Linked DNA regions of Homo sapiens: region 1 is linked to region 2. The links are chromatin contacts, found by Hi-C in ENCODE. All regions are on one chromosome and are shown on one strand. The core of a region is the stretch at or near the end of the contact, and the rest is flanking DNA. Distances in the headings are between cores, read along the strand shown. Region 1 has its middle 43 kb from the start of ASMT. Region 2 holds the start of ASMTL (acetylserotonin O-methyltransferase like).

Region 1 (2,700 bases), core at 59-2,558, 200 kb after region 2:
TATAGATTGTATTAGTCAGGGTTCCTTAGAGGAATAGAACAAATAGAAGATACACACACACGCACACACACATATATATGTACGTATATGTGTGTATATATACACGTGTATATATACACACATATATACACGTGTATACACACACATGTGTATATATACATGTATACACATATATGTGTATATGCACATGTGTATACACACATATGTGCATGTACACATATGTGCATATACGCATATATACACGTGTGTATACGCATATATACGTGTGTACACGCATATATACACGTGTGTACACACATATATACACGTGTGTACACGCATATATACACGTGTGTATACGCATATATACACACATACACACATATATACACACATATACACACACACATATATATACACACACAATACATATATATGTGTGTGTGTGTGTGCGTGTGTGTGTATATATCTTCTATTAGTTCTATTCCTCTAAGGAACCCTGACTAATACAATGTATATGGTCTAAAAAGAGTCCATATGAATAATCCACTCCTAGTTTAGCATATCATCAAGAAATAACCATAAAAATGGGGGCCAGGTGTGGTGGCTCACGCCTGTCATCCCAGCACTTTGGGAGGCCGAGGTGGGTGGATCGCCTGAGGTCGGGAGTTTGAGACCAGCCTGGCCAACATGGTGAAACCCCATCTCTACTAAAAATACAAAAAAAATTAGTCGGGCATGGTGGCAGTTACCTGTAATCCCAGCTACTCGGGAGGCTGAGGCAGGAGAATCGCTTGAACCCGGGTGGCGGAGGTTGCAGTGAGCCGAGATCACGCCACTGCACTCCAGCGTGGGTGACAGAGTGAGACTCCATCTCAAAAAAAAGAGAAAAGGTTGTATTCTTTTGAGTCCTTGATAGCCTCTGACTGAATACATCATGTATTAGTTTGGTGTAGAAGTAACGGAGTGAAAACAAAAACAACAAAACAACCACCACCACCACCACAACAAAAAACACCCAGGCACAAAAGTGCAAAATGGCACAATATCATTTGCATGAAGTGTCTAGAATAAGACTGCTTGCAGAGTCAGAGAGCAGATGGGTGATTGCTTAAGGCTGAGAGCAGGGAGACTGGGGAGTGACGGTTTAATGGGTATGGGGTGTTTTTTTTTGGGTTACGAAGGTGTTCTGGAACTAGCTAGGGCCGGTGGTTGTGTAAAATGCTCAGTGCACTAAATCGTCTCTTCATTGTGCAATTTTTAAAATGGCAAACTGTGTGTGATGGGTATTTTCCCACAGTAAGAAACAGCAGCAGCACAAAGGGAGGTGATAACTCACGTCATATCACACCCTGCAGGCCCCATCACCCTTCCTCCTTCCTCTGTTCACCTCCTCCTCCTTTTCCGGGCTCTGCAGACGAGCCCGGGCAGCCCTCCCCGCTGGCCGTCTGGACCCAGGCCTGCCTGTCTTGGGTGCATTTTAGGACATTAAGTCTGGCTGGAACCTGAGAGCATCAGCCATGCGGTAAGTCCCCACATCCCTCCAGCAGTCTGGGAGGGGAGCTCTCTCCTTTGCTTTTGTACACTCTGGAGAAAATTGTCAGGCAGCAGACATGAAGAGCCTCTGGGGAGATTCAGTGAGGGCTGGCAGGCAGGTGTCCAGGAGCCTGAGTGACTCACGAGAGAAAGGACATATTCCTTAAAGACAAATTCATCAACGGATTGGTTTAAATAATTCCTGCTCAGCACATCCCAAATTAAGCTTCGTCATCAGACACTGCATCTGTTGCCTTTTCTAGAAACATGAGCTCTAAGCTCAGTGACACCGTCTGTCAGGGTTTCAACGTTTCACCTCCCCCCTCCAGGGGAGCCGGTTTCCATACACCAAAGCTCTCCAAGGTCCAGTTGTGAGGATGGGGAACGCTGGCTGTCTGGTGACGGCCTTTCCAAAGCTGCCCTGTCCTCTTGCATTAAGAAAGATTAGTTTGTACTCCGGGAGGAGAGGCGCAGAAGGTTAACAAGATTAGAGAGAGCTCCTGAGACCTGCGGTGAGATTCCCTGAGGGATGTGGCTAATAAAACTGTAAAAACAACGCAGGCGGTGTCTCTCACCGCCGGGTCCTGATTTCAGGGCCGCAAATGTCTACCTCTTCTAGGCAGTTTGCTACCTCAATAATTTAGGTTGTCAGTTGTGGTATCCAAGCCCCAGCACACTTTTTTGTTTGTTTGTTTGTTTGTTTGTTTTGCAGTTTGCAGGTGATAGTTTCTAAAGATGTGTTTTTCTATTTTTCTTTCTTTCTTTCTTTTTTTTTTTTTTTTTGAGACAGAATCTCACTCTGTCGCCCAGGCTGGAGTGCAGTGGGGCGATCTCAGCTCACTGCAAGCTCCGCCTCCCGGGTTCACGCCATTCTCCTGCCTCAGCCTCCCGAATAGCTGGGACTACAGGCGCCCGCCACCACGCCCGGCTAATTTTTTGTATTTTTAGTAGAGACGGGGTTTCACTGTGTTAGCCAGGATGGTCTCGATCTCCTGACCTCGCGATCTCCCCGCCTCGGCCTCCCAAAGTGCTGGGATTACAGGCATGAGCCACCACGCCTGGCTAATTTTTTGTATTTTTAGTAGAGACGGGGTTTCACTGTGTTAGCCAGGATGGTCTCGAACTCCTGACCTCGTGATCCGCCCACCTCAGCCTCCCAAAGTGCTGGGATAACAGGCGTGAGCC
Region 2 (2,700 bases), core at 34-2,533:
CCACCCCCATCCCTAGGGGGGTCCCGGGTCACTTGACCTCCCCATTCCTAGGGGTCCCGGGTTACTCTCCTCTCCCCCATCCCTAGGGGTCCCGGGTTACTCTCCCCACCCCCATCCCTAGGGGGGTCTCGGCTTACTCTCCCTATCCCCAACCCTGGAGGTCCCGGGTTACTCTCCCCATCCCCATGCCTGGGGGTCCCGGGTTACTCTCCCCATCCCCATCCATGGGGCTCCGGGGTCACTCTGCTGTCCCCATCCCTAGCGGTCCTGGGTCACTCCTCCCTCCCCATCCCTAGGGGGTCCCGGGTCACTCTCCCCAACCACATGCCTAGGGCGTCCTGGGTTACTCTCCCCACCCCCATCGCTAGGGGGTCCCAGGTTACAGGTTACTCTCTCCAACCCCATCCCTAAGGTGTCCCGGGTTTCTCTCCCCTCCCCCACCCCTAGGGGGGTCCCGGGTTACTCTCCCCTCCCCCATCCCTAGGGGGTCCTGGGTCACTCTCCCCAACCCCATCCCTAGGGGTCCCGGGTTATTCTCCCCAACCCCATTCCTGGGGGTCTCGGCTTACTCTCCCCATCCCCATGCCTGGGGGTCCCGGGTTACTCTCCTCTCCCCCATCCCTAGGGGTCCCGGGTTACTCCCCCACCCCCATCCCTAGGGGGGGTCTCGGCTTACTCTCCCCATCCCCAACCCTGGAGGTCCCGGGTTACTCTCCCCATCCCCATGCCTGGGGGTCCCGGGTTACTCTCCTCATCCCCATCCATGGGGCTCCGGGGTCACTCTGCTGTCCCCATCCCTAGCGGTCCTGGGTCACTCTACCCTCCCCATTCCTAGGGGTCCCGGGTTACGATCCCCTCCCCCATCCCTATGGGGACCCAGGTCACTCCCCACCCCCATGCCTAGGGGGTTCCGGGTTACTCTCCCCTCCCCCATCCCTAGAGGTTCCGGGTCACTCTCCCCAACCCTATCCCTGGAGGTCCCGGGACACTCTCCCCTCCCCCATCCCTAAGGGTCTCGGGTCACTCTCCCATCCCTATCCCTAGAGTTCCTGAGTCGCTGGGCCCTCCGGGGTTCAGCCCCTCCGTCCCCGGTCCCCTGCCCCGCCCAGGCCCAGGCCGTACCGCGTTGCTGAGGATCTCCTGACGGCGTGGGGAGGCGCTGGCCAGCACCACGCGCTTGTGCAGCAGCTTCCCAATCACCGGGCACAGCACCATGGCGTCCACGCCGGGAGCCGGGCGTCCGCACTTCTGAGCCCGGAGCCCGCGGTGCGCGCAGCGCGGCTGCAAAAAAAACAGGCGGCCAGAGTCCCGCCTCCGCGAGGCCACGCCCCCGCCCGCCTCCGCGAGGCCACGCCCAGTCCGCGCCTTCAGTGGCCTCCCCGCGAGACCGCGCCCAGGCCACGCCTCCATTGAACACTCCGTCAGGCCTCGCCCAGGCCACACCTCCATTGCCCTCTCCACCAGGCCACGCCCATGTCACGCCCCATTGATCTCCCCTGAGACCACGCCCAGACCACGCCTCCATTGCCCTCTCCGTCAGGCCACGCCCAGGCCACACCTCCATTGCCCTCTCCGCCAGGCCACGCCCATGTCACGCCGCCATTGACCGCTCCGCCAGGCCACGCCCAGGCCACACCTCCTTGCCCTCTCCGCCAGGCCACGCCCATGCCACGCCGCCATTGAGCTCCCCGTGAGGCCACGCCCAGGCCACACCCCCGCCCGCCTCCCCCCCGGGCACCGCCCCGGCCGCTTGGTGAAGCACCGCCCCCAGCTCCGCCTCCCGGGCCCCGTCCCCGCCCCCGGCGCTCGCCCCGCCCCTCCCCACCCCGCCTGCGGCGCCAAGACCTGCAATGGCGCAGGCAGCTGCGGGGTCCCGGGGAGGAAAGGCTGGCGTGGATACTTGGGGTTCCTTGCAGGCGCGGCGTGGGGAGTGGAAATGCTGGGTTTCCGCAGCTGCGGTTGTGGGCAGTTGTGGGGGTGGGGGGTTCTTACCCGCACGTGGAGGGGCCCGGCGCAGAGATGGGGGTCTTGTGGGAGCCGCGTCGGGGAAGGTAGAGATAGGGGGTTCCCCGCGGACCCGGTGCGAGTGGCGTGGGGATGGGGATGTCCTCGTGCCTGGTGGGAGGGGAGTGGAGATGGGGGTGTCCACGGGCCTGGTGGGAGGGGCGTGGAGATGGGGGTGTCCACGGGCCTGGTGGGAGGGGCGTGGAGATGGGGGTGTCCACGGGCCTGGTGGGAGGGGCGTGGAGATGGGGGTGTCCACGGGCCTGGTGGGAGGGGCGTGGAGATGGGGGTGTCCACGGGCCTGGTGGGAGGGGCGTGGAGATGGGGGTGTCCACGGGCCTGGTGGGAGGGGCGTGGAGATGGGGATCCCCGCGGGGATGGTGGGAGGGGTTTGGAGATGAGGGTCCCCGCGAGAATGCTCGGAGGGGTATGGATATGGGGGTCCCCGCGGGCCGGGTGGGAAGGGCGGGGAGATGGGTGGGGGGGGGGTCCCCGCGTGCCTGGTGGGAGGGGCGTGGAGAAGGTGGGGGTCCTTGTGGGAGGGGCGTGGACACTGGGGATCCGCGCGGGCGTGGTGATGGGCGCGGCGTGGGGACCCCCTGGGGGCGCGGTGCTGGGGGCGCAGGGATGGGACCAGGGCGGGCGCTGTGAGGTGGGGGACGCCCGGCTGTGCCTTCCCTCCCTAAACGGAGCCCA

The links. Hi-C counts contacts between places; a loop is a spot of excess contacts on that map. Pooled maps may share reads with other maps.
Region 1: a map of mammary epithelial cell shows a loop between it and region 2 (5-fold over the local background). The contact joins the enhancer-like site here to the promoter of ASMTL in region 2. A Hi-C loop is called at or near these places in 21 of 168 maps with a recorded cell type or tissue (A673, B cell, CD4-positive, alpha-beta T cell and 15 more), 37 of 37 single-sample maps with no recorded cell type and 28 of 50 pooled maps.

The regions. Positions count from the first base shown.
Region 1 is chrX:1,656,368-1,659,067 of GRCh38, forward strand. No RefSeq gene overlaps it. Among named protein-coding and RNA genes, the nearest start is that of ASMT, 43 kb to the left of the region's middle. RefSeq lists enhancers at 931-1,432, 1,433-1,932. Within about 2 kb of position 1,309, at least 9 of the 41 ENCODE cell types and tissues checked have a DNase peak (open chromatin) inside an H3K27ac peak, as active enhancers do; they include B cell, CD4-positive, alpha-beta T cell, CD8-positive, alpha-beta T cell and 4 more, where a contact is called at or near this core.
Region 2 is chrX:1,451,626-1,454,325 of GRCh38, forward strand. ASMTL (acetylserotonin O-methyltransferase like) reads right to left here and starts at 1,284. Exons shown (of 13, transcript NM_004192.4): 1 at 1,123-1,284. The coding sequence starts at 1,215.